Regions from separate parts of the Mus musculus genome. Here region 1 is linked to region 2. A link is a loop called in an ENCODE intact Hi-C map of the cell type or tissue named here. Cell type or tissue: left cerebral cortex. All regions are shown on one strand. Each heading gives the region's core, and the rest is flanking DNA. Links, peaks and the distances in the headings are about the cores only.

Evidence for each region. Hi-C counts contacts between places; a loop is a spot of excess contacts. Peaks named below come from ENCODE experiments on the same cell type or tissue, not always from the same donor. Only the 100,000 strongest peaks of a DNase experiment are listed, where the experiment ranks them.
Region 1: it touches region 2 in a loop (1.9-fold over the local background); 4 of 42 quality-filtered maps call a loop at or near these places.

Annotation. Positions count from the first base shown.
Region 1 is chr8:13,071,181-13,086,278 of GRCm38, reverse strand. Proz (protein Z, vitamin K-dependent plasma glycoprotein) reads right to left here. Exons shown (of 8, transcript NM_025834.4): 7 at 13,686-13,803; 8 at 10,253-12,842. The coding sequence ends at 12,349. Pcid2 (PCI domain containing 2) reads left to right here. Exons shown (of 14, transcript NM_178708.3): 8 at 1-28; 9 at 815-956; 10 at 4,915-5,015; 11 at 6,311-6,384; 12 at 6,516-6,641; 13 at 7,608-7,731; 14 at 7,990-8,754. The coding sequence ends at 8,079. Among named protein-coding and RNA genes, the nearest start is that of Proz, 18 kb to the right of the region's middle. In left cerebral cortex, for the core only: no CTCF peak of the experiment used is centred there; a DNase peak (open chromatin) is centred at 8,543; H3K27ac peaks cover 240 bases.
Region 2 is chr8:13,011,592-13,026,689 of GRCm38, reverse strand. Mcf2l (mcf.2 transforming sequence-like) reads right to left here. Exons shown (of 31, transcript NM_178076.4): 22 at 15,090-15,098; 23 at 14,869-14,961; 24 at 13,811-13,889; 25 at 13,626-13,692; 26 at 13,040-13,155; 27 at 12,683-12,775; 28 at 11,797-11,871; 29 at 9,222-9,343; 30 at 8,517-8,629; 31 at 6,188-7,994. The coding sequence ends at 7,823. F7 (coagulation factor VII) reads right to left here and starts at 656. Exons shown (of 8, transcript NM_010172.4): 1 at 559-656. The coding sequence starts at 631. It also overlaps the pseudogene Gm15352. In left cerebral cortex, for the core only: a CTCF peak has its summit at 6,897; DNase peaks (open chromatin) are centred at 4,648 and 5,756; H3K27ac peaks cover 612 bases.

The sequences.
Region 1 (15,098 bases), core at 3,619-11,618, 59 kb before region 2:
GAACCAGCTATTTAAAATCTACTTTAAGGTTTGCTTTGCATGAGTTTCTGTAAAGTCTTGTTTTCTATCTGCCTAGGTAAATTACTGGTTTAGTTTGCCTTCTGACATGTGTTAGGAAGAGATCCTGACCACGCCCACATTAACAATCCTAACAGCTGTTAGTCATTCCGTGCCTTCTGAGGGCCAGGGCTCCATGGAGAAAGCACGCAGCATTCTGTGCCACAGAAGCCAGTAAGAACTGGAGGTTCATGAAGACGTGATTTAGGATCGCTAGTGGGAATGCAGCTCCTTCAGACACACGCTCTGAGCTCTTGAGTGAGCACACACTGAGTGTGGGGCGGGAGTCCTGAACATTTGGTAACTGGTCCTTGTGATGGAGCCGGCCTCTGGGTATATGTGGCCACTTGAGCCTTCGTCCTGCGTTGTAATATCAACTTTATGGAACGAGGGGGATATATAGATATATGGATGAACAAAGGAGTCAAGTTGGCTTCATAAAGACAAGTGGGCACAGGGCAGCCCGTCCCACGTCACTGAGAATCTGTCTTTCACTTCATGGGACATTTAGTGTGTCCTCACCAGTGTGTGGCTGAGTGCAGGTGTTTACCTGGACATTTGCTAGCTCCCCTTACAGAGTCCAAGCTTCTCCATTGTATGTTGTCTGTACCAGGTAGTTTTTTGTTTCTTATTGAAATTTTGATGACTTTGAAATTTATATTAAAAAAGTAAGCCAGAAGTTCATGTCTGTCCTTTTGTCTGCCTGTTCTGTTGATATTGCTTATGAATGTTTTAAATGGTTTCTTCTTTATTATAGATCAACAAACTCCATTTGTGTAAACCTCTTATCAGAGCCATCGACAGCTCGAATCTGAAAGATGACTATAGCACAGCGCAGAGGATCACGTACAAGTACTACGTGGGGCGCAAGGCCATGTTTGACAGTGACTTCAAGCAAGGTACGGTGATGACACTATTCCGTGTCTGGGTAAGATGTGTTCTGCCTTACTGACATTGATGTCGCAGAGAATATAAGACTGTATTTTATTAAGGTGAGACGTATGTATAATCCAAGTCCAAATTGTGTGTGAGAGAGAGAGAGAGAGAGCGCGCGAGCAAGTGAGCATGCACATGCACCCCCATGTGAATGTATGCCGTGTGTGTTGTGCAGGTCCCCACAGAAGTCAGAAGAAGGTGTTTGAGCCCCTGGAGCAGGACTTACAGGTGGAACTGAACTTGGGTCCTTTGGAAAAGCAGGAAGCACTTTTGACTACCTAGTCATCTGTCCAGTCTCCTCTTTGCTTTGTTTTTTGAGACAGGGTCTCACTCTGTAGTACAAGCTGTCTTGGAATTCACTATGTAACCTAGACTATCCTCAAATTCATGGTTATCCTCCGGCCTCAGGCTCCTGAGTGTCCTGGAATTACAGGGGGTACCACACCTAGATTTATTGTATTTTTGAAATTTATTATTTTGTGTATGTGTGTGTGTGTGTGTGTGTGTGCATGTGTGTGGTGTGATTTTTTTGGTGTGTGTGTGTGCGCCATGGCTGGTGCACAGAGGGCAGATGACAACCTGAGCTGGCTCTCCCCGCCCATTTTTACGTGGGTTAGCTACCACAGAGTTGGAACTAGAAAGCCATTAGCTTGCTGTCCTCTCACGACGCATGTGTCCCTCCCCCGCAGTCTGTCCTTCTGTAGTATCCAGTGCTGCTGTTCTGAGTGGCCTCCCTGTGCCTTGCAAGTGTAACTAACGAGTGAACAGTATGCTGTTTGTGTGCATTTTATTCTCTGCATCTGCTGATGGATGTCTGGATTGTTCCATATCCTTGCTATAGTATGTAGAGCAGCAGTGAACCTGGATGTGTGATATCTGTGTGATAGGCATAGAGGGCTCTGGTGTGTGCCCAGGTGTGGAATGCCTGCAGCAGGTAAAGTTCTGTCTTTTAAGACCGATTTACATATAGCAGCATTGATTTGCACTCCCACCAGCAGTGAATAAGGGTTTGTCTTTCCCCACATCATCTTTCATGTTTGTTTAAAATCTTTTTTAAAAAATACTTTTTAAGATTTATTTTATTTTTGAGTTAATTATATGTATGTGTATTGGGAGAGGGGTTATTTGCATGCCTTGTTCATAGAGGCCAGACGATTCAGATCTCCTGGAGCTATAGTGAGAGGCATTTGTGAGCTACCAGATATAGGTGCTAGAACCTGGAACTGAACTCAGGTCCTCTGGAAGAATAGTATGGGCTTTTAACCCCTTAGCTATCTCTCCAAGTCAGTTGATGACAGATTTCATGATGGCAGCCATTCTGACTGTGGTGAGGTGTAATAGCAAAAGTAGTGCAGCGTGCATTATCAAGATGCCCATGCGCTCCCTTCCCCAGGAAATAGCAGGAGGGTAGCTTCGGAGGGGTGGCTGCTTAGGCTCCTTTGCAGTCAAGCCTCGTTTCCTTTTCTTCTTTGTTTTTAGTAGGTGATCAAGTTTCTACAGAAGGGGTTTCCTTGATCATTGCCCATTTCTCTTTTCATCTTAAACAGAAAGCCTAAGTTAGGAGCATTGAAGATGGCATCTCATTGATGTGGTGTTCCTAAGAGAGCTCAGTGATACTTGGGGATCCATAAGATAGCCGGGGTTGGTTTATTCACACTGCCACCCTGATGTAGCCAGGGTTGGTGTATTCACACTGCCACCCTGATGTAGCCGGGGTTGGTGTGTTCACACTGCCACCCTGATGTAGCTGGGGTTGGTGTATTTACACTGCCACTCAGCATTTTCTCTTCCAGCTCTTCCAATTTACTTTAAGCCTGAGTGGTCTTGAGCCTTGCCTTTGGGATTGCTGAACTATTTTGTGCTCTGAAAAAGGCTAGGCCTGGGCTGGTGAGATGGCTCAGTGGGTAAGAGCACCTGACTGCTCTTCCGAAGGTCCGGAGTTCAAATCCCAGCAACCACATGGTGGCTCACAACCACTCACAATGAGATCTGACTCCTTCTTCTGGAGTGTCTGAAGACAGCTACAGTGTACTTACATATTAAAAAAAAAAAAAGAACAATAAATAACAATAAATAAAGGGGTGGATGTAGTGCACACTTGTATGTAGTCAAATATTCATACATGTAAAATAAAAAAAAAAATCTTTAAAAAAAAAAAAGAAAAAGGCTAGGCCTATCCCTGAGTATTCTCTCAAGCTCTGCCGGGAATTCATCCATCCATCCACTCATCCATTTATCCTTCCTTCTTTCCTTCTTTCCTTCCTTCCTCCCTCCCTCCCTTTCTCCCTCCCTCCCTCGCTTCCTTCTTTCCTTTCTCTTAAAAAGATCAATTTCTTGAGAATTTCATACAGTGTGTTTTGAGTAGATTCATTCCTCCCAATTACCCCCAGGTGCGTTGCCCTTTCTTACCTCTCCTTTGTTTGTTTATTTCAGAGCCTCCCTATCATTTGTTTTACTTCCTGTTTTACTTCCTGGGTCCTGAGGTTTCAGGTTCTTCACGCCTGCCTGTCAGGCTCATTCCCTCTGTCAGCTTTTTCTTTTCTTTAAGATTTACTTTTGTTTTATTGAGTGTTGCCTGCATGTGGGTAGGAAGTGCATCGTGTGCATGCAGGATCCATCCAGGCAGAAGACAGTGTCTGAGTCTCTGGAACAGAAGTTACAGATGGTTGTGAGCCCCTAGTGTGGGTTTAGGAACCAAGCCTGAGTCCTCTGAGAGAGCTCTTAACAAAACAGAACATACTCAGACACATAAGAAGCCAATCCGTGCTGTCCGTGTGTGTATTCTTGGCTGTGGGCCCCACTCAAAGGGCCACACTAGGAACGTGCTGACTGGAAGGAAGCCGGCTCTGGGTTGTCTTTGCCTCTGTGGCTTCTTAGTGAGACAGCTTGGGGTGGATGGCACAGGCCTGCCCCAGTGACAGGTTCCTCAGCCCCAGACTCCAGTCTGTGTGAGGCGACCTGTGCTTTCAAACATATTTGTTGTCTTGTAGTCAGTGGCCTGACAGTCCAGGAGAGACTTCCATAGCAGGTGGAGTTCTTGCTTCCTTCTTTGGCTCGGCAGGACTTCACCTGTGTAGGAAAGTCTGTCTCCCAACGCTGCTCTCTGAACCTTGAGGCTTTGCACCTGAGGAAAGGCCTGTTCTGTTCACCTTCTTAACAGGTCTCATTGGCGGGTTAACCTTCTGAGATCTATGCGGGGTATCACTGGACAGTCTGCAAGAGGGTAGGATCTCTTGGCAAACTGAATATTTATTTTCTGTATTCTTTTTTTTTGTTGTTTTTTTGAGACAGGGTTTCTCGGTATTGCCCTGTCTGTCCTGGAATTCACTTTGTAGACCAGGCTGGCCTTGAACTCAGAAATCCACCTGCCTCTGCCTCCCAAGTGCTGGGATTAAAGTCGTGCACCATCACTGCCCAGCTATTTTCTGTATTCTTAAATCTATTAGGTTCAGACTCTTTACCTGAAATGAGAGCCCCTGCCTTTAAGAGTTGTGGGCAGGACAGACTTAGATCACAGGCTCTCAGACCATGTTTGAGCGTGGTGGTTTTAAGTGGCAGGCGCTCTGTGTGCTGCCCACGGTGGGCTTTCTCACTGCTGAGTCCTGAGTAGCGGTGTGGAGATGTGCATTTGTGGTTTCCAGCTTTAACAGCAATCTGCTGACCTGCAGGTGTCTGTACCAAATTAGAATCTCATCAGAAGTTAACGCACATAGTTTTCTGTTAACTGTGTTGTCTCTGATCACCATGGGGCTGTGGACTTTAATTAAGAGAAGTCCCTGGACAGAAATGAGGCAGGGCTGCTGTTCCTGTCGTAGGGCCGGAAAGCTGCCCTGCCTTTTGCACCAAGGTCATGGCACACTAGGCAGGGGTGAGCATACTGGGCTGTGTGCACGGTCTGATGTGAGGGCCTGCTCTCTGCAGCGGAGGAGTACCTGTCGTTTGCCTTTGAACACTGCCATCGCTCCAGCCAGAAGAACAAGAGGATGATTCTGATCTACCTGCTGCCAGTGAAGATGCTGCTGGTGAGTGAGTGTAGCTGACTGTAGCTCGCTGTTGCGGTGCTTGTGCTGTGGGGTGTGCTGGACCTGTGCACAGCCCAGAGCAGAGTGTGCACGTGCCTGCACATGCCGGCGCAGCTCCAAGTCCTTCCAGGGAGCTTTGTTGTGTTTATTCACGTGACAGAAACTCTGAACTGTAATGGTCATAGAACAAGGGAAACGGTACATGTTACTTATATTTCTTCTTAGAAGCTAGTTTCATGTCAGTGAGTTAACTAGAAAGGAAAAACACTATTCCAGTCTGCCTATGGGAATCTTAATCATAATAAATAAATATTTTTGAGACAGTCTTATGCACTTGAGGTTGGCTTCCAACTTAATGTAACCCAGACTGTCCTTGAACTCTGACCCTCCTGCCTCCACTTCCCAGTGGATGGGCTGCAGGTGCATATCCCTGTGAGGGTCAGTTGATGCTTGAGCAGGAACGCCACCTAGGTAGATAGACTAGTCAGTTGGCCTAGAGTACAAGCAAAGGGGTTCTTTTTCACATCTAAGACTAATACATGGCTGAGGGAGGCACACAGTGCTGCATGTGGCTGAAACAGATGGTTGAAAATCGCTTATGAGAATGGGAAGCAGGGAGGCCGCCCCTCTGCGGCCCCAATCCCACTGACCGTTCTCATTCCCCAGCCCTGGGCTTACCCTGGTGTCTCTTCAGCTACCACCTCCCTACCTCAGTGCGTAAGTGACAGAGCACATGGAAGGTCATGACTGAAGTCATACCCATCAAGTTGAAAAGCTGTGCCCAGGCCTCCTTAGTTCTTGACCAGAGTTTTGTGTTTCTGTGTGGCTGTGCAGACCACAGCACTCACGGAGCTTAGAGGGTGACTGTCCCTCCTTCTGCTCTGCGGGGATTGAACCCCGGTCATCAGGCGTGGTGGCAGGTGCCTTGACCTGCTGAGCCTTCCACCTGGCACAGCTTCTTCCACGTGCTTTGCTATGCTTTTGTTTGTTTCCCTGTTTAAAGGTAATCTCTTGATAAGAATCTTACTGATCTTAAAAGTGGAACTGTTGGGGCTGGAGAGATGGCTCAGGGGTGAAGAGTGTTTGTTGCTCTTGCAGACATTTGGAATTGGGTGCCCAGCATCTATGACAGGTGGCTCACAGCTGCCTGGAACTCCAGCTCTCGGGGATCAGATGCCCTTGTGTGGCCTCTGGGTACCTGCACATGTGGGATGTACACTACAGATATACTCGTATAGACATTTTTTTTTTAAGTGAGAGTGCTTCTGTTATGGAAAGCTAACTTTCTGTCCTAGGGTCACATGCCGACCATCGAGCTCCTGAGGAAATACCACCTGATGCAGTTTTCAGAAGTGACCAAAGCCGTCAGGTAGGCCCGTGCTTTCACACTTTAAGAACAGGAGGCTAGAGGAGATTGCACATGTGTTGCCCTGGAAACCCCGATGAGCTCTCTTTCTGTGATTTGGCTCTGTGACCCACGTGGTGTTTCTTCTTGCCCAGTGAGGGCAACCTGCTGCTGCTCAATGAGGCGCTGGCAAAGCACGAGACGTTCTTCATCCGCTGTGGCATCTTCCTCATCCTGGAGAAGCTGAAGATCATCACGTACAGGAACCTCTTCAAGAAAGTGTGAGTGCCTGGGGACACAGTGAGCAGAGCTGCTCTGCAAGCATTGAGCCCCAGGATCCATGTCAGAGCTGGAAGCGTGCAGGCCATAGTAGGTGTAAAAACAGCAGAGACAAGGAGAGCCTCTTTCAGCAAGGCAAGGACTGGCAGCTGAAGTTGTTCTCTGAACTCTACATACACACCTGCATTCTCACACACAATTACACACCCATCATACACACACACAGACAGACACACATATAGACACACACATAGACACACACAGCAGAAAAGAAAGTGGGCTGCCTTGCAAAGGCATCCCTTGGGCAGATGATACAGCCTCATTGTAGCCTATAGGGGCAACATCCTGACCCTCGTGGGACAGAGGCTGACCCTGAAGGCTATATAATGACATAGCTTGGCAATAGACTCAACATGAGCTTAGGGTACCAGACGCCTTCTGCCTGTCCACGCTATTGTGGAACTGTTGTCCTCTTTCCTTTGCTCCATGGCAGCTGGCTTATCCTCTGTCGCCACTGTGTGTCAGGGCGTTAAGCGTGATGGCTCCCTTTCTTGTGTGTGATGCTGGACAGTGGCTCTTCTGAGGCCTCGTCCCAGCCGCCTCTCACACACACAGACCCTTTTATAGCTGAAGGCAGTCAGTCAGAAATAGTAAGGAGGAGCTGAAGTCACAGGACATCTCAGAGTTAATTGACATGATAAAGAATGCATTGAAGATTTAATAGATACTCAGAAAATATCTAAATATCTATTCATACAGTGGCTGCTTACAGTACAAAGCTTATATACTATTGTGTTTAATAGCTGTCGTTTGTGGGCCGTGTTGCAGAGTGTATCTTATCAGTAAGAACTTAAAATATGTTGAACATTAGCTCACCAAATAATGTCACTGCCTGTCCTCTGGCTCTTCTTCTTGTCCCTGAAGTGCTGAGTCCTGTTGTTACTTACAGTAGTTTCTTTTCTTCATAGGTATTTGTTACTCAAGACACATCAGCTGTCCCTAGACGCCTTTCTGGTCGCTTTGAAGTTCATGCACGTGGAAGACGTGGACATTGACGAGGTCCAGTGCATTCTGGCCAACTTGATATACATGGTGCGTGAGTCCGCCTGCTCTCAGGGGGCTGTGATACGGTGCTGATGTCACCAGGAGACCTATTGATGAAGGCATATTCTAGTAGAACTGACTTTTCTTCCCCCCCCAGTAAATACTATTCAAAGGGCCTCTTGTGGATCAGTATTGAGGGCTATAACCTGTACTAGTGTGTCCCCAGGGAAGGGAGTTTTCATCATCATGTCGTATTTGATGTGACTGAGACTCAGAAGTGTAAGCCTCTATCCTTGTCTGTTTCAGGGTCACATTAAAGGCTACATCTCCCATCAGCATCAGAAACTGGTCGTCAGCAAGCAGAACCCTTTCCCTCCGCTGTCCACAGTGTGCTGATGCCCAGGCCTTGCCAACAGCGTGCTCCTGCTACCGCTGCCCGCTGGAGCTCACATCTCCTGGTGCAGTCGCCAGCACCTGAGGCACTCACTGTGGTTTCCAGTGTCCTAACTCATGCCAGCCTTGCCAAGACCTGGAGTTCTTTTTCAAGATGGACCAACACCCTGCTGCTGGCCTGTGGTGCTCCTGAGCGTCCGGGAAGGAGACAGCTGGGCTTCGGTTTGTTTATGGAGGCTACCTTTGTGACATCTTGTAGGGTTTCCTCCCTCCCTCCTCTCTCTCTCTCTCTCTCTCTCTTTCTCTCTCTCTCTCTCTCTTTCTTAAAAAGGTAACCCAAGTTTATACAAGTGGCACGAGTTCTTTACTGTCTGTTATGTAACACATCTGTTTTCATATGCAAAATGTCAGCATTGTGAGCTCGGAATGCTGGGTTAACTTGAGGCTTCTTTTTAAAAGTAGAATTTAGGGGGAGGAGAGACGGTTCAGGCGAGAACAGCTACTGCTCTGCCAGAGGATGTGTGTTTGATTCCTGGCACCCATATGGCAGCTCACAGCCTCTAACTCCAGTTCTAGGGGACCCATTGCCTTCGTTGGCCTCCACGGGCTCCTGCACACGTGTACAAAAGCTCACTCAGGCAAACAGGCATGCATACATAAATAAATACACCTTTTTTTAAGAAAAGCAAGAGTTAGTCTAATGTAAATTCCAACAGTTGTAAAGGCTGTGCAGTACTAAGACAGGACCTGGCTGTTGGGCTCTGGTTATGGCCCCTTCTGAGCCTTTCCTCTGCCTCGCTTCCGTTTCCTATAGCCACTGTCCTGTCGGGCCCTCACCCTGCAGCTTCATCCAGCTTAGCCCCTTCCAGAGACCCTTCCTCTAGACAGTTAGCCTGGGTGGGCTTCAGCAGAGGGTTCTGGGCACAGTGCATCCCGCAGCACTGGGTACGGCCAGCTCTCCCTCTTCCTTCCTCCTCCTCTTCCTTTTTTTAAATAAATAGTTTATTTATTTTATGTGCATTTGTGTTTTGTCCGCATGTATGTCTGTTTGAGGGGGGTCAGATCCTGGAGTTACAAATAGCTGTGGATGTTGGGAATTGAACCCAAGTCCTCTGGAAGAGCAGCTAGTGTTCCTTACCACTGAGCCAGCTCTCCAGCCCCTAATACTCCAACTTCTTAAGAGTGTCTGTTTCCTCTGTGTGTTGTTTATTTTGTTCACTTGTCTATCATCTCTGTATTTCTCTGCCTGCCCGCCCACCCGCACATCTGTCCATCCATTTGTCTGTCTGAGGTAGGGTCTCTTTATATAGCCTGGCTGGCCTGGAACTCTATGTAGACCATGCTTCCACATGATGCTATTCTTGCCTCTGTGTCCCCAGACCAGGTGGGTGCCACGATGTGAGGCTTGTCCCCCGTTTATGAGAAGTGCACTAATGTGGAAAGGCTAACAATTTGTTAGTCTCTGCAGAGTTTTTGTAGTCAGAAGCCATTCCTTTTGCAGACGAACTGTGGGGGAGCTTACGTGGTCTCCACGGGGCATGGTGCAGGACGTCCCCTTACGTGGCTGCTTCATTAGCATCCTCTTGCAGGATGGCAAAATCACCCAAACTATGCCATGAGGCATCAATATCCTGACTTTATCCCAAATCTTTGCCTGGTCAAGGCTTTGTGGCTTTAGGCAACTGCTCCATGTGATGGTCCTGGGGGCTAGAAGGTGGCTCACTCCTGAATATGGGCTTGGATATTGGGCTCAGTGGGGTGGGCGTGGACAGCTTGTATTCTCCATGTGGCCATCTCCAGCAGCTAAAGCTGGGTTCCAGAACAGGGCCAAAGGAAGAGGTGCCTGTGGTATGAATTGTACCACTTTCCAGCTGAGAACACTGCCTTTGCCATGTCCATGGTCATGTCCCTACTCTCTGAACCATTCGCCCACGGTGTGCAGAGAGGCATCTGGCATTGAGCGTGGCCCCTCATAGGCTGGTAGAGCTTATGAGCTCCACCAAGGCTAAGCCTGCCCTCCTGTGTCCTCTGTGTCCATGTCTATGGTGTTACCTCCTGCAGAGCTGCCATGAAGAGCTGATCCAGTAGAGTGGTATCCTTGTAACCATTCAAATATTAGGGTTGCTATGAGCGTCCAGGGTCCCATAGTTCTGAGTTTAGAAGCAACAGAATCAACTTTTCAGGCTGCTCCAGGTAATTTATTAAACAGTGACGTCGTAAGTCAGAACCTGATTGAAGTGACGAATAGTTGAATTTAGAAATTAAAGAAGCAACCTCTCTACAGTGTGTGCTGTGTCCACAGTATGTGTCTGTGTGCTGTCTCCACACTGTGTGCTGTGTCCACAGTGTGTGTCTGTGTGCTGTCTCCACACTGTGTGCTGTGTCCACAGTGTGTGTCTGTGTGCTGTCTCCACACTGTTTGTCTGTGTGATGTCTCCACAGTGTGTGCTGTGTGCTGTCTCCACACTGTGTGCTGTCTTCACACTGTGTGCTGTCTCCACAGTGTGTGTCTGTGTGATGTCTCCACAGTGTGTGTCTGTGTGCTGTCTCCACACTGTGTGTCTGTGTGATGTCTCCACAGTGTGTGCTGTGTGATGTCTCCACAGTGTGTGTCTGTGTGCTGTCTCCACACTGTGCTGTGTGCTGTCTCTGGTGTCCTAGTTCGTGGGCACACAGACCCATACATTATTGTAACTAGTTTGCATCAACATTAAATACTCACACTTATCTCTTGCCTAAGGGCACACTGCTTTGGCCCCTTATATTTGTTCGTTTGAGACAGTGCCTTATTTCACAGCCCAGTCTATCTTCAGACTTGGGGCTCAGTTTACCTTTTCCTCCCCTTTTAAATGTCATCATAGCCACAGTTGAGCTATTCCTCTTAGAGATGAAGGTGCTGAGGCACAGGAAACTAAGGTCTTGCGTAAGCACAGCTTCCCCAACCACAGGGCTGAGTTGAGAGGCTGCCGCACTCCTGGAATCCGCTGAGGGCTTCGCCCAGCGTGTCTAGCTACAGCCTTGTCAGGAGGTCCAGGGCCCTCTTCAGTACTAAGCTTGCTCTCCTCTCCCTAGCAGAACCAGAATGAGGCTGCCCTTGCACCTCCTGTTCCAGTGTTCGACACACCAACTGTGACACAACCACGGGTGTTCACAGCCTCTCTCCACTCAGCTTCCACTCAGTAACTCGGCCAGTTTACGACTGACACTGCTTTTATTTCACAAATCCTATTTTTTTTTCCCTTAAGGCCTCTGTTTGGATAAAAATTACCAAAGAAACGCCTTGCTGGCTAGCTTTCATAAGGCCAGAAGCCTGTGCTAGCTACAGGAACAGCGGAGGCAACAATGGTCTTACCCAGTGCTGGGCCCTCGTCCACAACACTGACATGCCAGGCAAGATGTGCACATTGGTGCAATTGTGGGTACAGAACTGCTTTCTGGCTGATTGTGAGGCCTGCTTCACAGGGATTCCATGCCTGAAGCTATAATCTCGGCCAAAAGCTTGTGACTGGGGAGGTCACAGGCCTGGGGTAGAAGCTGCTAGTGTTACTTTGCTAAAAGGTCATGTTAAAAATTACCTTCTAAATATATATGCTCATACCATAGAGCTGGGCTGTTGGCAGCTTTGGTCAAAGAACCCTCTTTTCATAATGGGCCGCAGTTAATGCAAAGATGTATAATTAGTCAAAGCGTTAGAGTAGGGGCTGAGGGCTCAGGCCTATGGGGGACATCTTAATCAACAGGCCCCAACTCCCTTTCTCTTGCACCTACACCTCCACCTCCATCAAGGCTTAGGGAAAATCGTCCAAGAGAATGGGGAAAAACATACAGCTGAGAGGTGGGAGGGATGTCGAGAAGAGTGCCTTCTAGTGGGAACAGACTCAGCAGCTGGGGTGACCTGGTCAAGACTGCACAAGATCAAGCCAGATTCTGACATAGATGGGGGGTGGTCCCTGCCACACTCCCCACTGAGGAGCTGTTGGCAGTTGATAGCTGCTGAGGGAGGGAAAATTGTGTAGTCCTGAGGGTGCTCTAGTGGATGGCCCCACACCATACACACAGAGGTAGTGCTAACTGAACTTAGTGGAGTCTCAGGAAATATAAGTGGAGTTGGAGAAGGGAAATGGGATGTGGGTGTAGTCACATTTCATTATATGTGTGTATGAAATTCTCAAGAGTAAAGAAAAATGTAAAGTTCCAAGGAATAAGAGGTCATCTTCCAGTGCTAACTGTGACCGGATTCGACCCTCTGGCAGCCATGTTGTTGGATTTCAGCTACTTCATGATCTGTTTAAACCACATGGAGTATCTCGGGACTGCGGTGAGGAGGAGCATTTGCGATTGCCCTGGTGGTGGTGGCGAGCCTAGGATCCCCGTGAGGAACCAGGTGCCCTTGTGTTCTCGGGTCACCACACTTCCTTCCACCCAAGGCCCCATCACCACACTGCCCTTCTCACAGCTTGTCCTCGTAGTGACCGTTACATTCAGGGTCTGTCCGCATTCCTCGCCATCTGCTTGTGTGACCGACAGCAGCATCGGTGTGGTAGCCAGGTGTGTGCCATTAAGCATCCAGCCACTGAGGAGACCCTCCGTTCCAGGGATGAGGACATGCTCTGCAAAGTCCCTCTCTGGGACGCAGACCGGGAGACCAGAACTGGGGCACTGCAAGGGCTCCTCCAACTGCAACAGTGACACGTCGTTCTCCCCCGACTCCTCGTCATAACGCATGTGCACGTGAGTGCTCTTGATCCTGATCCTCTGGTCAACATCTGAAATCATGAGCAACCAGCCAGCTTACAAAGTTTTGTTTGCAAAGGTGAGATAGCCACCGGGTACTGACTGCTCAGTGAAACCCTGGGGGCCAGCAGCAGTGTTCTTCCGGGACTTGAGTGTAGATCAAAGTGAGCTGAGCCCACTCATTTCACTGTCCTCTAAAAAAGCCAAATGTTTATTCTGGAATACAGGACAGCATGGGGAATGATTAGAAAACGGGGGACGCTGAAAAGGAACGGCTCCAGGCCCATCTGAACAGGTTGCTCAGGGCTTCTCAGCACATTTGGCTTGTTCAGGGTGGGGGTGGGGGTGGGGTCTCAGCTTCCAGATTGTTCACCTAAATATTTAAAGATAAGCCGTGAGACACGCTCACTTCAAGGCTCACATTTGCTGTTAAGCACATCCATAGCCGATTATAGGAACTTTCCAACAGGGAGAAACGGTTGTCTGCATCTTAGGGATGGAGAATGAAGCTACAGATAAGAGATGGGATTGCAGCCCAAGATGATAGGGAGGAGGAATTTGAACCCCATTCCTCTGGGAGGAGGGATTTGAACCCAGCTCTGCTGGCCCTCAGCCAGCCCTCCAGGTCCAGGTGGTGGCCCTGCTGCTGGGACTCGGCCTGGTCTACATGCTACTTAGCACTGGCCTGCTGTGCCCACATGTTACTAGACTTGTCTTGTTTGTCCATGCTTGCAGTTTACAGCTATTGCTGTATTATTGATGCTGTTTCGTGTCTTACCTTAGGAACAACATTTCCAGTAGAAAAAAAATCATTGTATTCCTCTGTTGGGTTGCTTTATTTATGAGCTTATCGAGTTCACGGAAGAGCTACTTACTTGCTTTTACACTGATGTTGCTGTGCAATAACGAACACTTTGCTGTTGTCAACACGAAGTCTTCCTGTAGTAACACGCCGGCACAGAAGTCTTCTCCTTCCGAATTTGTTAATCTGACCTTTAAAAAATAAAAGAAAATGGGAGCCGGGCATGGTGGCGCACGCCTTTAATCCCAGCACTCGGGAGGCAGAGGCAGGTGGATTTCTGAGTTCAAGACCAGCCTGGTCTACAGGGTGAGTTCCAGGACAGCCAGGGCTACACAGAGAAACCCTGTCTCGAAAAACAAAAAAAAAAAAATGGCTGTTAGGAGCTGGTGTGACATCAGGGAAGAGTAAAGCTGAGTAGGTGTCCTGGGCACCAGGGATAAACAGTAAGTGTTCACATCCCACAGTCTCTTCCTTGGTGTCTCTGACAACACTGCCAAGGTTAGAGGCCCTTCCTGACAAAGGAGAGTAATGGCTGTTAGATTTTTCCTCCCCCTGGAACAAGGGAAACAGACAGAACTGAAGGGCTGGTGACTAGGGACATTGATCTTTCAGGGCCAGAGCTTTTGTGACTCCTGAGTTTGTATGGCGCAGGGCAGCAGGGATAACTCAGGCAGAACCCACAGAGTGGCATGGGAGTGGAGAGCCCCAGAAGACACAGTGGCAGGAGCTGCAGGAGAGGGCACTGGGGAGCTGCAGGCTCTGCCTGTTGTCAGGAGTCATATGGTTGGATTGATTTGTGGAGAGAAACTACTTAAGGCCAGGGAAGCTTAATCCAAAGGGGCAGTGGGGACAGTTCTGGGCTCACGAATGCTGAAAGTAATGTGTTATTCCAGCCACTTGAAAGTGTGGCCAAGCATTTGGTATATACAGCAGGGTCTTGCCTCTGTAGGGGAAGCAAATGGCCCCAACCACAGCACTGGCCTTCCCCAACAAAGCCTAAAAGCTAGGGATAATTGCATTAAGCTGTTTCTGGGCATCTTCCCGTGTTTCAGAGCATCAGTGAAACATGGTTACAGAGCTTTCTGTAAATAGTAAGTTATAGTTTACAAGCTCCGCAACCAGGCAGGAAAACCCACCATGATCCATGTTGCATACTGAGGAGAAAGTCAGCCAGGCTGACTCAGAATGAACTGTTAGGTGTGGGCACAATGTAGGGCCAATAAAGCAGTGATTACTGTTTCAGAAACCCAAATAACTAAGTAGAGAGAAAAAAACACAAGTTAAATTTAGGTGATGGACGAGGACTGGAGAATTGGTTCATCGGTCAAGAGCACTGTCTGCTCTTCCAGAGATCCTGAGTTCAATTCCCAGCACCTACGTGGTGGCTCACAACCATCTGTAATGGGATCCAATGCCCTCTTCTGGTGTGTTTGAAGAGAGTGACAATGTACTCACATTCATTCATTAGATAGGTAGGTAGGTAGGT
Region 2 (15,098 bases), core at 2,692-10,691:
CAAGGGGGACAGTACTGGCTCGACCACCCATGTCACTATGCATGGGAATGTTCCTGGCAGCATCTCTTTCTGTAAGACTGCAACTTGTGATTCATAACTACGAGCTTTCTCCCCCAAGGCCTTAGAGGCACACATGTATGTATGTGGTGGGGGACTTGGTGGGAGGGGCTGTGGATGTGGATGTAGAGCCAAGGCAGTGAGCGAGCCCTCTAGTGCAGTTGCCCTGTGGCTGTTCTGACACATCTGACCCCTTGCCACAGAGCTCTGTACTGAGTGACCCCCAGGCTCTAATTTCACAGGCAAGTGTCTGTGTCCATAGAGGGCAGGAAAGCACCCTACTTCTAAAACGTCTCTGGAGGACGACAGCCAAAGATCCCACCCCTGTGAAGAGCTGCCTATTTCCGGGTGGCAAGCATCCAGATGCTATCTGCTTTTGTCAGGGACACACATCAAGTGTGCTGCTCATGAGGGGGTTCCTGTTGATGTCCCAGCTGCCTCTGCAAAGAGCAGCAACTCCATGCACAGAGAAACCCTCCCCGGACAGACAGACATATATACCTGCAGTCCCTAGAGGTCCCTGGAGCTGGAGCAGAAAGCAGAGAAGCAGCAGCCCATGCGCCTGTGGAACCATGATGAGACTGTGGCTTCTGGCTGGTGACTGTCCAGATGCTGCCGGGAGGGCAAAGGTCAGGGGGGAGGGGAGAGGGGTGGAGAAAGCTGGAGCATTGGCTGGAAGCATGGAGGCCGGTTGGAGGCTGCCACTTATGTCTCTGGCACTTGTACATCCAGGGAAAGAGGAAAGCTAAGGCAGGCAATGTGGGCTCAGACCGGAGGTGTGAACAGAGCTCACCCACCGATGGATGTCCATATTCACAGTGATGACATTGTTAAAGCACAGGGTATGGGCTTATGACCTGGAAAAGACCTGTAGGGCAGACCTGGGCTGTGCAGCCGTCAATGGCTCTCAAGGGCTGCCCTGCCCCTCCTCTTCCCACACTGTGGAAACAGCTATCGGCAGGTGGCCCATGACTTGTCCCTTTGTGTCCTCTGGCCCAGGCTCCAGGTGGAGTTGTGGACACTGGGTTGCCTGAGATCAACAAGGTTTCTCAGCACGTGAAACTTTCTGTGTAAAAACTGGATCTAGCCCAAGGACACTCGGTTTATGGTCATGCAGCCTCCTAGACTACACTGTGGGCTTCAGTTGGACCCTCTGAGGAAAATGTTCTTTTCAGGGAGGGGGCAGTACAAGGCTGGACCACTCTTTTGGGAGTCAGACCTCATTTGTGGGACACTACAGTACCTCTCCCTCTCTAGTCAGGGACTTTAATCTTTGCCAGCATGGTGTACCCCAGGGGCACCTTTGACTCCTGGGGTCCCTTCACACTTGGGACCCCAGTTGCTTCTTCTGGGATAGAGGTCAAATTTCACCCAGTAAAATCCAATGCTCTCGTGACAGGGTAACTCCAGGGACATGAGAGGAGATGGCAGCCATTCATCCCAGCTCTCTTATGTGAGGCTGGACCTGGTCTCAGGATTCTCTTCCCTATTGAGTTCCAGGAACTGTGTATTTAGCTTTCTGGAGCAGCAGAACAATTGGAGTTGCTTCAGAGGACAGATGCTGAGCCCGCCTGGTGCTTGGGCTCTGGCTAAAGTTCTTCAGCAGATGGCGACCTCCCTGTGGCACGTGCCTTGGCTGGCTCCTGCGTCTCAGGCGTCAAGGATCCCATTTGGACCTGCAGGGGCCTTGTTTGCTTGGTCTTCTTTTCACACCTGTACCATGGGTACCATTAGCACTGTACATACATAGTGCAGACACATGGAGGGATAGCATGGGGTCACTGTCTGTCCGTCTTTTGGACTCCTCCCCACTTACCTTCTCAGGAAAGATAAACAGGCTTCTTCTGGGATCCGGGAGTCCTTCTTATGTGGATATTCCTTGTATGTGCTCAGGGACCATTTGCCCCTTCTCTGGGATAGGAAGCACTAAGCCTCATCCCCAGCCAGCTCCCCAAGGGCTCCCCCACAGTCTGCAGAACAGGACTGGAACCCTCAGCATGCTGCTACATGTCAGCCTCACCCTTGTACATGTGACACACATGAGAGACCCGTAAGTGACAGTGGGCTCAGAATTACCTGGGGACACACACATACATTATGCTCACACTTCCTTATGGACTTGTACACATGCACACTGTCTTTGCACAGTTGCATACCATTCTTACACCTATGCACACACTCCACACACAGCCTATGCACACCCTTGTATACATGCACGCTACACCTTCACACTCACATCATCCATGACACCTACACAGATGCAGGCTCCCTCACTCCATGGGGAAGCAGAATCTTTGGAGCAGTCCTAATCACAGAGTTTGATGATGCCTGTGGGTTCTGACACCCTGCAAGGTTGGGGACCAGTGGCAATGCCACCAGTAACTTGAAGTTTAAGAACTAGAGAGCTGATCTGAATCAGAAAGGTCAGTATCACTTTTATTTCCTCTGGATCTGTCTTGCTCTGGATCTGTGTCTTGCTCTGGATTTGTGTCTTGCTCTGGATCTGTGTCTTGCTCTGGATCTGTATCTTGCTCTGGATCCCTGTCTTGCTCTGGGTCTGTGTCTTCTCTGGGTCTGTTTTGCTCTGTGTATTAGCCTCGAGGACTCTACTGTTAACAATGTGTGAATGCTCCTGAATTTCCTGGTTAGGAGCAGGTACTTTCAATCCACCAGATTCATTTCTTGCTCCTTTGTGCTAGTCCCTATTCTAGTGAGTGATCTCAATAGTGAGGTGTCCTCATGTTTGTCCTGTATGCTAGGAAGGCTCTTGCTCACCTCTCTTTGATTTCTGCTTGGATGAGGATACTTAAAATTTTTGCTTTGAAGATTGATACACATGCTTTATCTGGTTGAAAACTGTTTTTAAACTCCTGGTGCAATAACCATGATAAATTAATGATCAATTAAAATTTTGTACATCTATGAGACTGCTGACTTATCTGGTTCAGTTTGACATGGTAAGTTACAGCAGTACTTTTTTGATATTGCACCATACCTGCATTACATGGACAAATTTACTTGTTTAGAATTTGTGGGGTTTTTTTCCCAACATAGGTCATTGTTCTTGCTTGCCCACCATAAATATATGATTGCTGAAGATACACCACACTTTATCTGTAGCATATAGAGAATCAAATTGGCACTGACCTTGAAACTTCCTCCCTTATGCTTTGTTTTCATAGTTCTGAAAGTATCCATTGGAGGAAAGAGTCATCAGCTGTCCCATTCACCAGAGAACCCTGCATGCTAGAACAGTGACTACATAGGTAGTAACCGAACCTATGAATCAAACAGTGGTATGACTGTTACAGGGCTAACAAACTAGGGCTGTTAGAGGGGTAACCAATTACAATTGTTAGAGGGGTAACCAACTATGACGGTTACAGGGGAAGCCAATTACAACTGTCACAGGGGAAACCAACTATGACTGTTAGAGGGGTAACCAACTATGACTGTTACACTGGTAACCAATTACAACTGTTAGAGGGGTAACCAACTCTTTTCTGATTTGGATATGAGGCTGGCTCCATAGGAGGGAATCGCCTGGTGCTGTAAACCTGGCCAAAACCCAAAAGAAACCAAACCAAACCAAACCAAACCAAACCAAACCAAACCAAACCAAACCAAACCAAACCAAAACCAAACCAAACCAAACCAAACCAAACGCCATGGTCTGGGAGGTTACTGGCCCTATAGGGCGAGTGTGTGTGTTCTACCACTGTTGTTTGACATGTTCTAACACTCTTTGCTAAATAGTTTCTTAGGGTTTTTTTTTTTTTGACTTTTTAAATCAGATTTATTCAGTGGTGGCTGGATTTGGGGGTGGGTTCCAATCCATCATTGCCTGATACATGTCAATTACTAATAAAGGTCAAATACAATGCCAGATCTAAAGCCACAGAAGGAGGGTGTAAAATGTTCACTTTCAAAGAGAATAGTCAAAGTTCCACAACGTGGAACTTTACCTAGAGCTTAGCATATTAAATTAGTAGTACTGAAACAACAAATTGGGAATTTAAAGCAACGCCTGGTAGTTCCTTCTAACATATACATAAATAGCATGAAAGACGCTTTTGAATATCACCTAACTGCACTATGGCTTTATAGGTCAGATGAACCAATGACAAAATGGGTCTCCATTCTGCACCCTGTCCTAATCTCTACATCAAACCTATGTCCAATTTCAAGTGAGAGTTTTAAGTGTCCACATTTCTTAAGCCACATTCAAGGAAATCACATCAATTCTGGATGCCGTCTTCATCTTGGAATGTAAGATTCCAGCAGGTTCAATATTGGCATCTCTCTTCTCTCAACGCGTCCTTTAATCTGGTCAGATTTTGAATTCTCAGTGTTTTCTGTTGAGGTATGGTAACCTGTTTATTCCTGGTCACATTGGACTTGTGGTTGCCATTTGGGGTGAGTCTAGAAGATGGGAAGTAGAAACATTTCCTGGCCTGAGTCTCTAACAGTAGAGATGTAGAAGAGAGAGAGAGTGTGTGCCAGGAGACCAGCTGTGGACTGCGGGGAGCTGCCACCCACTCTGGTGGTAGCATTACTTGGATTTGGGGAAGCAGAAATATTCTGGTTACTGGAAACTGGTGCAACAGATATTTGGTTGCATTGAATCTGTGTGGGTAGGAGCAGTGCCGGAAGCAGCAACCCCAGCCCTAGCTCTGCCCATGTCTGCTCCATCAGCGCAGTGGTGCGACTCTCTGGATGTTCCGTGGGTGGAGATCTGCACGGCTTGTGCGGGCGCAGGCAAGGTTGTTTCTTGTTTTTTCTACAAGTTACAGTCAGTTTTTCTGGTTTTCAAGAATTAAGGTTTTGATTTGTTTTTATTTTAACTCTCTCAATTTCTTCTTTATACTTTTAATTTAACTGATTATACTTGTTATCCACAGTGTTGTCAGATTAGATTAAGTGGATACCACAGAATAATGGCTACGGACTTCCAAACACCATTCACAAAGTATCTATTTCATTGCTTTGTGTATGTTCTGTGTGTGCTGAAAATGGTACCATTTCCTGTTTGATACACAGGCATCAGTGTCTATGGCAGCAGCATTGACCACCAAGCCTTGCTGTCTGCACTTGGAACATTATTACTAGCCTAAAAGTTTGGATGTCCATCTAGCTCCTTATAGTCTAACTGCCATAAATTTCATTTTTGTTAGTAGCATTACTATGTTAGCTTTCTTTTCCTTTTATTCAGGCTACTCCTTTTGCTTTCCTTTATTCTCAGTCATCGCCCTTTTCTCAGGCTCCCCTTTAGTGGTAATTTATCTAGCCTGTTTGGTGCTGTCTGGGCACATCAATTAGGACACTAGTTGCCCTGTGAAGTCAGACATGTCTGCTCACATCTCTTTATTATATTTTTGTGTCTCTGCTCACTGTTCTTTCCCCATTTCTCCACCCTACCTTTCTCACAGATCAACAAACCTGCTTCACTCTCTACCTTCTCAACGAGGAGTTGTCAAATGTGTTATTACTATTCTGTAATGCCTCTACTGCATGTCTCTAGTCCCCTCCACACTCAGCACACACCCAAGTATATGTTGTTACTATTTTAACACCATCACTGTCAGATAAAATAAAACATATATCATATTATGTGTGGTACCCGCACTTCCTCCACACCCTACCGTTCTGCCTCAGTCTTACAGTAGCCACACAAGGCATTTGTGACAACCATTCTGGGAGCCCAGGGCTCACACCAAGAGGGGAGATGGCAGGAATTGCTGGCCTTTATCCAAACTTCATTCACACAATAAAGACTTCTGAGTTTAACTTCTTACTTATATCAGAGCAGTAGGAAGTAAGAGCAATGCTGAATGAGGTGTGACATTTGTTGTTGGTTGGTTTTTAGATGAGGCCTCACTGTGTGTAGCTCTTGCTGGCTTGGAGCTCTCTGCGTAGAACAGGCTGGCCTCAAACTCAAGAAGATCTGCCTGCCTCTGCTTCCTGAGTGTTGGGATTAAAAGCATGAGCCACCATGCCCGGCAAAAACATGACATTTTAAAGTGTCCTTATGAGGACAAGTTCCCAAAGGAAGGTGGCTTTTTCAAAACAGGCTGGGCAGTTATGTCCCACGATTCTTCCCGCATAACACATAACCAGAAATGCTACTGAGTCTTTGCACGTTTTTTATTTTATTACCATTCTCTGAAGGTGTAGCCAGTAATGGCTTTGCAAGCCATAGGGCAGGGGAGGAGGGTGTTTTTCCTGGACATACAGTGGTGAACGAGCCTCGGTGGCCTCCCATGGCAGCAGGGTGAGGAGACAGGGAGGGACCGTAAAGTGACACATGTTCAGCAGCGTGAGACCATAAATACATCCTTTACACCAAGATCCTATGTACACACGTGAACATATATACACACATATAAAAATATCTGCCCTACTAGGCACAGAGAGTTTCCAAAGAACAGAATTTGTTTCTGAAACACACAAAAAAGCGGAAAACAACAGTTTGTGGCAGTTCTGCCGTGACTTGAATGGAGGCTGCAGATCCCCGTCCCCCACCCCAAGCTCAGCTGCAGCCCCTCCTGCTGTAGGGCAGAGTGGACGGGGCTAGGAGAGGGGAAGTGGGGCCTGCCCTGACGTGGAGAGGCAGCCAGTGCCTGAGTTGCTGAGGATGACTGACAGCATGGAGTTATACATTTTCTTTAAAAATAATAAAAATATCCTAATTTAATGATGTTCTTTTAAAAAACAGAGAGTCTCCTTTATATTGTAGAAAAGAAGGCTAATATTTTAAATTATACTTTACATTTCTTGTGAAAACGAAACCTATGCAGATGCAAGACTCTCAATGATTTCCAACTGCTTTTGGTGGAGGACACGCCCCCTGGCTGCCCAGGAGGACACACCCCCTGGCTGACCAGGCCTTCCTGCACCTGTATTCCAGGGAGTGCCAGGTCTCAGCGAGAGTGCCCCAGAAATCAGTTAGTTGTATAAACAACGTGCTTTGATGTAAACCCCAGTAACAAAAAATAGTTTTATATCAAATACAGTATCAAATTGTCATTTCATGTAAACACAGTGATTCTTGGTTAAAGTTTTGAGGCCAGAGTACCACAAAAAATGGCCATGGGGTTAATCCCTGTTTAAAAAAAATCAAAAACTTATAAAAGACGAGAGTCCCTTGACCCCCCCTTAGGCTGTTGGTAGCAAACTGTTCACTCCTGTTAGAAGTGGCTTCCTCAGGGTCGTGTTGCCGTAGAAAGCACCAGAGAGGCCAGGACACCTTAGAGAGGCTGCACAGCAGGGGCTGTTGGCTGCCTCCCAGCTTCCTGCACAGGGGTCTCCTGACCCACAGCCCCGCCTCTGTCCACTCTGGAGTCTCTGAAGAAGCTTTGGTGGTGAACTGTTGTCTCCTGGCATCTGCATATGCAGTGGGGTCCTGGTTCCAAGGCCCCAATGTCCTCTGAAGCCCATGGCTGACAGGGGCCTCCTGTTTCCAGAGATCTCGGAGCACCATCCCCTCCCAAACTAAGCAAGCCCAAGCAAAAATAAAAATTAAAAATAAAAAAAAACCAAAAAACTTAGAGATTTGCATGCTGGTCTACTGCACGGTGACCTCGAGTGCCTGCCACAGGGGCCTGGCCACTATCCCTGGAGCTCGGAGAAGGGAGCAGGGTAGCCCTCGCTGAAGCTGGATGAGCTGCTCAGCACGGCTGACCCTGGGCTGGAGTCTGCGGGAAACCAGTGGAGACAGGCTTCGGCTCTGGCCCTTTGCTCTGCACACCTAGAAACCCCTCTGCTTTTAAACGGGCTCTGGGCTGAGGATCTCGGCAGGCTCAGGGCACAGCTGGCGCGCACAGTGGATCTTACCTGAGCTGCTCAGACACTGGGCTGAACTGGATTTGCCCAGGAGGGTGGATAGGCTGCTGGCTGGCACCCATCCCTCCTTGCTGCTGGTCAGGTCCCGAACATACCTGAAAGAGGAAGTCACTGGCTGTAATGTTCCACATGCCCCCAATCTGTCGCTGGGTGCCTCTGAGGTGGGCAAATGGATGCATCTGAGGTGGGAACATACAGAGGCATGTCTGAGGTCAGACTACACAGGTCACCTCTGAGGTGGGAACGCACAGATCATGTCTGAGGTGGGACCACACAGGGACATGTGTGAGGTAGGAACAAGTAGGTCATGTCTGAGGTGGGAATCACACAAGAACATGTCTGAGGTAGGAACACACAGGGACATATCTGAGGTAGGAACACACATGGTCATGTCTGAGGTAGGAACACACAGGTCATTCGTGTGTGATGGACATGTCTGAGGTAGGAACACATAGGTCATGTCTGAGGTAGGAATCACACAGGGACATGTCTGAGGTGGGAATCACACAGGGACATATCTGAGGTAGGAACACACATGGTCATGTCTGGGTAGGAACACACAGGTCATTTGTGTGTGAGGGACATGTCTGAGGCAGGAGAGTTTACCGCCATCTTACCAGAGGCCCTCAGCGCCTTCTTCCACCACCTCCACCATATCTCCACTCCTCATGGCAAGGGTGTCAGGGCCCCCTTTCTCATCATCCATCACCACTGTGTATTTACCCGGCACCTGAGAGTGACAAGGGATAGGGCTGAGGTTTCATCCTGTTGGCACTCCCTCTTCCCAGCGCCAGCAGCCCCCACAACACACCTATCCTCTATCTCTGTCTGTTCTCTACCTCTATCACCAGCTATACACTAGCAGCAGTGCCCACATTAGAACTAGCAAGGGGAAGACCAGTGTAGTGTTGGGGTTCTGCCACTTGTAAAGGTTTTGGTGAGATTTCTGGCTTAAACTGAAAGACTCCTAGTGTTAGGGAGATGGTACAATTCATATTGTGGCCATGTTAAAAAATAAAAACGAGTGTATCAATGTGTCCACATTACTACCTGTCTTTACGGGTTTGGCTAGAACATTCTACCAATGTTAACTATGTGTAAGTATGGGCTGTCCCCTTAAGAAGGGGTAAACCATGCCTGTGCTCTAGCAGAGGCAGGGGGCACACGGTGCCATGGGGCTGTGGGTAGTGGATAGTGATCTAAGTGAGCACTGGGTATCTCTAGATGATGAACAGTGGCTGCAACAGAGGGCCCAGGCCAGGATGTATCCTCACTAGACACAGGGACCCACTTAGGGACACCCGTAGGGAGGTCATGGTTACCAGCTTCTTAGGGCCCACTCCACCGTCTTCCTCAGCATCAGATGAGTTGATGAGTTCCTCAGCACTGGACCAGCCTCCGTCCTCCTCAGGGGCCTCCAGGGAGTGGGATGTTTTGCTCCAGCCTAGGAGAAACAGTGCCGTGTGAGGTATGTGCATACACACACACACACACACACACACACACACACACACACACACACACACACTACAGTCACCATTACCCAAGTGTATTCGATCTGAGGTCCACAGACCCCTTGGAACGTGTATCTGTGGGACTCTGAACTTAAGTCTACCATCTTCCTAGGTTCATTGAACTGTGTGGCATGTGACAGTTTTCTGTCACTGGAATCATCTGCTTAGACTCCCCACTGGTTCCTACACTGTTATAAAATGCTGGCTCCATTCTGCTATGACTGCATAGCACAGGGAGACGCAGTATGAGAGTGCCCATGTCTATTTTGCTATTTGCCGGGCCACTCTAAGGGTTAAGATGAGGCCCAGAACTCCCCTGGACATTTCTACCTTCTTCAGGCCCCTGGACCTACTAAGCTCACCTACTTAAACCCTATAGCAAACCCCACGAAGGGATGCTGTCTTCAGATAAAAATTCCGATGGGCAATACCTACTTGGCCGCCAGGAAAAACAATTCCCGGCAAGAATGACCAAGTAAATCCCTGACCTGTGAGATACACAAGTTAATGACCAGGACTAGGTTAAGCCATGTATGGGCAGTCTAGCAATGATAGAGCCCCAGTCCTGCCTCCTGGCAAATCCACTGGGTTGGCCAGTGGGTCCCCGAATTTCCTACTGCGTCATTCTTGTTTATCTTGATGTATGCGCCAAAGGATATTACAGTATTTCCCATACTGCAGACATGGAGATCATAAACTCCTATTGAGTAAATTCTTCAGACAGTAATAGGTTGGAGCAACTACCCTGTCCTACTGGGTACTGAATAGTCACTGGACGACACTGGAGGACACATCATCACACAAAAAGCACAGCAAGGAAGGCCAGCTTGCTTGTTGGATCCAAGGCTAGGCATACCTGACATCATATAGTACTAGGTGCTGGTGCAGCGTGGTTCTTCCTTGTAAGAGGATGCAGGGGTGTGATGGAATTACAGAACAGCCCCCATGAAATCAGGGCAACAAAGAAGCTGTTAGCTCTGCAACCACTCCATAGCTGAGCATTCCCAGGGACACTGGTAAACCTCTCTGTCTTCCTAGAAAACAGCTGGGCCTAGACATTTCCCAGCTACCAGCTAGCTATGCAGGCTCAGAGCCCACCCCACCATGGCAGGAACAAGTGGAGCCCCTCTGTCTACCTCCCTGAGGCCTGGGGACAGCTGTGTACTTGGTCCTGGGAAGTGTCATGTCAGGCTTGCATGTAAGTTAAGAACTGATTTCTAGAGGTTCCCAGCTATAGTCATCTCCCTTCTTGCTCCAAGACACGTGCAAGAAGCCTGACTCAGTTGTCTTTCCCCTCCAACCACCTCTACAGTGCTTACACAGGGGCCTCTACCTGAGCAGAAGGACTGTTGGAGCAGATGAACACTTCTAAGTACACAACTTTCCATCATCAGAGCCCACCCAGCGGGTCACAAACTATAAAGAAACCGTTGCCTTCCTTAGCGTGTCTGAGACGCTTCAATCAGCTCAAGCTTTGGCAGCTGCCATAACTGAAGTGCCTGTGACCAGATCAGCACCAGGCCACAATGCTGTCAGAGTATTGGATACTCTGTTAACAGGGGGCCTGGCATGCTGCTCTGGCAGTTTCCAGGGAGCAGAAGCGAGACACATACATGAAAGGATTTACAAGTATTGATGACCGCAGATTAGGGGGGGATCACTCTCTTTGGAGGATGCTGGGACACTGCATGAGAATGTCAGGCTCTGTACAACGCCCCCCCTCAGGCGTGGCCTGCATCTGCACCCACTTCTGTAGAAGGCAGTGCATGATGGAAGGTAGGAAGGATGGGAACACTAAGCCGGAACGAGGAGGGAACAGCATTTGGCACACCGGTTGGGGAATTGGGCCTTGGAGCATCGTTTGGGGGTAGGGTAAGTCTGGTATCATGCTGAGGGTGCTCCTGGGAACCCTCTCCTGGAATCTGAGATCCTTGAGGGACAATGGAGGATTTGGGAGAAGGACACAGAGACTCAAGGCCCTGAGTGTAGCTGACTCCAGTGGCCCATGTGAGTGACTGTCCGCCTGGAGCAAAGACTTGATCTTGCAGCTTCTTTCTACCCAGAAGAACTGGGCTGGCTGGTGACTCGGGGGAGGGTGTTGGTACTGTGACCCTTGAACAGGGCACCTGTAGCCTGCACCAGCACTGAGTGATAAATCTCAGTGAAAAGCTGGTCAGCCAAGCTGTGCCTGTGCCTGTGCTTGCCAACCATGGGCTAAGGAGCCAGCAGGAATGTAGCATCTGTCAGCATCTGTTACTAGGCTTCAAGCTGTGACCCATCAGTTACTACTGCTCCTGGCTCGTCTGATCTACTTGCTTTCATCCTAGGTGCCCTGCACAGCCAGACAGCATGCTGGGCTGGGGTTCAGGGGCTGCAGCGCTACCTCGCAAACCAAAGGGAGTCGGGTCGCTCTTTACTTCGTGCCGCTTAGCTTTTTTGTCAGGACTGGTCGGAGAGGCTGCAGGAAGAGGAAGAGGCAAAAATACAACAGTAGAGAGAAAGCTGAAGAACTGCTGAGTGAGTGGAGGAGGCAGGTGAAAGGTTGGCGAGATGAAATGACTGAGGGTTCTCACAGGGAAGGGGAGAGGCCCAGACAGCAGAGGTGGTAGATGGTGGCCTTAGCCGTCAGTCATCCTCTTAGGGGCTGCCCTCAGCTCTGCTTTAGAAAGAACGTCGCTATAGAACAAGCTTCTTTTGCTCAAGTTTGAAGCCAGGTAAGAATTATAAGTTGGGGAGCACATTAGTTCTTTGAACCCATGCCTGTCACCTGGGGAGAGCTGGACTGTTGGGAGGGATCCCTGTGCAGAGCTGAAACACATCAGGGCTTTGGTCACTGAAGAGCATCCCCAGGTGACCAGACTATTTCAGCTCTCAGTTAAAAGGCTTCTTTGCCACTGTTCACTGGCAAAAACACCCCAGAAGACGCCTGACCATGGTAATCAGCACTTGAGGGTCACGACAGCAAGAAAGGCAGAGGCCTGCAGAGCTGACAGGAAAATGTGAAGTGAGGCAGAGGGAGAAGGGGCAGAAGACGTCAGGCTGGAAAAGTGGTTAACAGCCCCAGTTCTTAGGAGGCTGCACTCGTAAAGTTGGCTCTCTCTGTATCCAAAAGGCACCCCTAAAAGATAACGTCAGGCATTTGTATCTACACAGCATTGGTGGGCACGAATGACAGGGTGAGAGATGGGCTCGTGCGGCTGCATGTGGCGCCAGAGGTCACCACAGGAAGATGGTGTGGAAGGCAGTGGGGGGGGGCACTGCCTCTTTACCTTTCTGACCTTTGAGGTTAGCCAAGCCCTGCAGCGTGAAGCGCTTTCTGGAAAGCGCAGAGCTTTCAGAGGTAGAACTAGGGACCGCATCGTCTAGGAGGGAGGAGAGACAGAGTGCAGAGATAGCATCCGGGAGGGAGGATGGCAGGGGCAAGGGGCCATGGCCCCATGCTCAGGAAGGTGGGCAGAGCAGTTGAACATCCTAGGGTGCACCTGGTGGAGGTACCCGGTGACCACAAATGAGGGGGTCTCCTTCTATGTGACCAGTGTGCTGAGGGGCTCCTGGGTTCTCCCATGCTGACCGCTGGGCATTCCAGGAGCAGCGTCTGAAAGGCTCACACTGCAGTCGACACTCACCTTTGCCCTTCTCAGGGGGCTTTGGTAACGATGAGCTCACGTAGCCTTCCAGGCTGAGCGGGTCCGTCTTCCGGTCTTCGAGCTTCTTGACATTTCTTGTGTTCCCTTTTGTGGGACTGAAGGCATCAGTGACCCATAGAGAAAAAACCAGTATGTTGGTTAGTGTCTTAGGGAATTAAGACATCTTGGCTTCTAGACTGTCTTCCAGGTGCTGTCCCTCATTCAAAGTGGGTGACCAACTGTCACCTGGCTGTACCATTGGCATGCTGACTATCTTGAGAGGTAATCCACAAACAGGCAGCTGTGAAGCAGGGGACTTGCAGAGGAAGTTAGGACTAGGGACAACACCCTCAGGCCTGATATTCAGGTATAAACCACTGGTACAACATCTCCAGGTGACGCTGGAGGACCTTGTGCAAACTCCTCTCAGTGACACAGTAAGTAAACTGTGGTGTTTACGGAAGTATTGCTATTCTTCCTTAGGTTTTATTCTGTAGCCTCAGTAGATCCTTTCGCCACAGTGTCCTGTGTGCTGGGATTCCAGACATGCTCCCTCGGCTTCTGAGTGATACCCAGGCAAGCTCACCTGGTGCTGGATGGCGTGGGCAAAGGAAGGCTGTGGGACTGCTCCAGGGCTCGGTGCTGGCTGGCCTCTGTTGGGGGAGGGGCAAGGGACACACACCAGTTATCAGTGGGAACTGAGCATCAGTGCGCTCGCAGGCACTGACAAAGGCACATAAGAAAGCACGCAGAAGCCAAAGGCAGCCTCACCCCGGCAAGCCTGCAGCTGGCTGGTCAGCACCTTCCGAATCTCATTCACCCACGCTGCTTTAATCTCGGGGGTTGGCGCCTGCCCCAAAAGAGAAATGGGAGCCAGTGATCAGAAAAACACACTGCAGTTTCCACCAGACTCCCTCAAGGAGAATCCTATGAACCAAGGGACCCCTGTGTATAGAGCAGGAGCAAGTGGTGGGAATGTCCCTTTTAGGGTCTCTCTGTAGCACAGGACTGGCTGCAAAAGGCCATGGGTTTGTGCAGGTGTCCAGGGCACGGCAAAGACAGCCAGTTACTAGCAGAAGGCCACCTCTTCTGCAGATGCTGGTGTGCTGGGCTAGTAGCATGGCCTGCAGTGCAGGTCTCCCAGATGTGTCCTCTATTTGACTGTGTTTTAGGTGACAGGCACAACAGCAAGTCTCAAACTCACACAGGTAGACAGATGGGTGTGACCGGGCTGAGAGTGTCACCTGTGGCCAGGACTGCTGTCCTGTGTTAGTAAAGTGGTCTGAAGCCTAGCTTGAATACTATTGTCAGGACAGCTGCTGGGCCCAAACCTTGATTTAGGTCTGTGTGGCCTCCTGGGCTGGGTATAAAACTGAAAGGCACACTGGAGCTGCCACACCTCTATGGCCACTATGTGCTGAAGACAAGTGGAAGGCACAGCCGTGTTGGGCTATGACCTTCATGGAGTACTTAGGTTCTTGACAGGTTCATGGGGAGGATGCTATCACCTGAGCCTATACTGTAGCTCTGCCCTCTCTCCCATGGGCCAATAAGGACTGGTGTGCCATACATTCTATCAGACAGCCAGGCTGTGTGGACAAACTTTTCCAGGGCTATTGAGAGGTGTGGGAGTCAGAGGCATTTCTGGAAGTCCCCTTCTAGTACCCTAGCTGTGTTGCCCAGCATATCTTGTGTCCCAGTACAGTAGCTCCTGCTTCTGAGGGGTACATCCATGAAGGCTGTTGACCTGGTTCTCACTGGAAGTCTCCCACTGCCCACCCTGGAGAGGCCCAAGGGTGCCCTTGGCTCCTGGTTTGCAGGGCAGGTACCTGAATGATATAAACCTCCTCCCTTGCGTTGTACCAGATCTCGAACTTCTTGGTGTCACCCTTCACGTTCTCTGTGATGCCGACAGCCGTCATCTGGCAGGGGTAGGAATAGACAGCCATCACCATGCATCCAGAGACGGTGGAAGCTGATGGAGCCCTTGGGGGTAGGGTAAGGACTAAGGATGGTGGGAACCCCTCCCAGAGCTGTTCCAGTCACTCACATTCAAGGA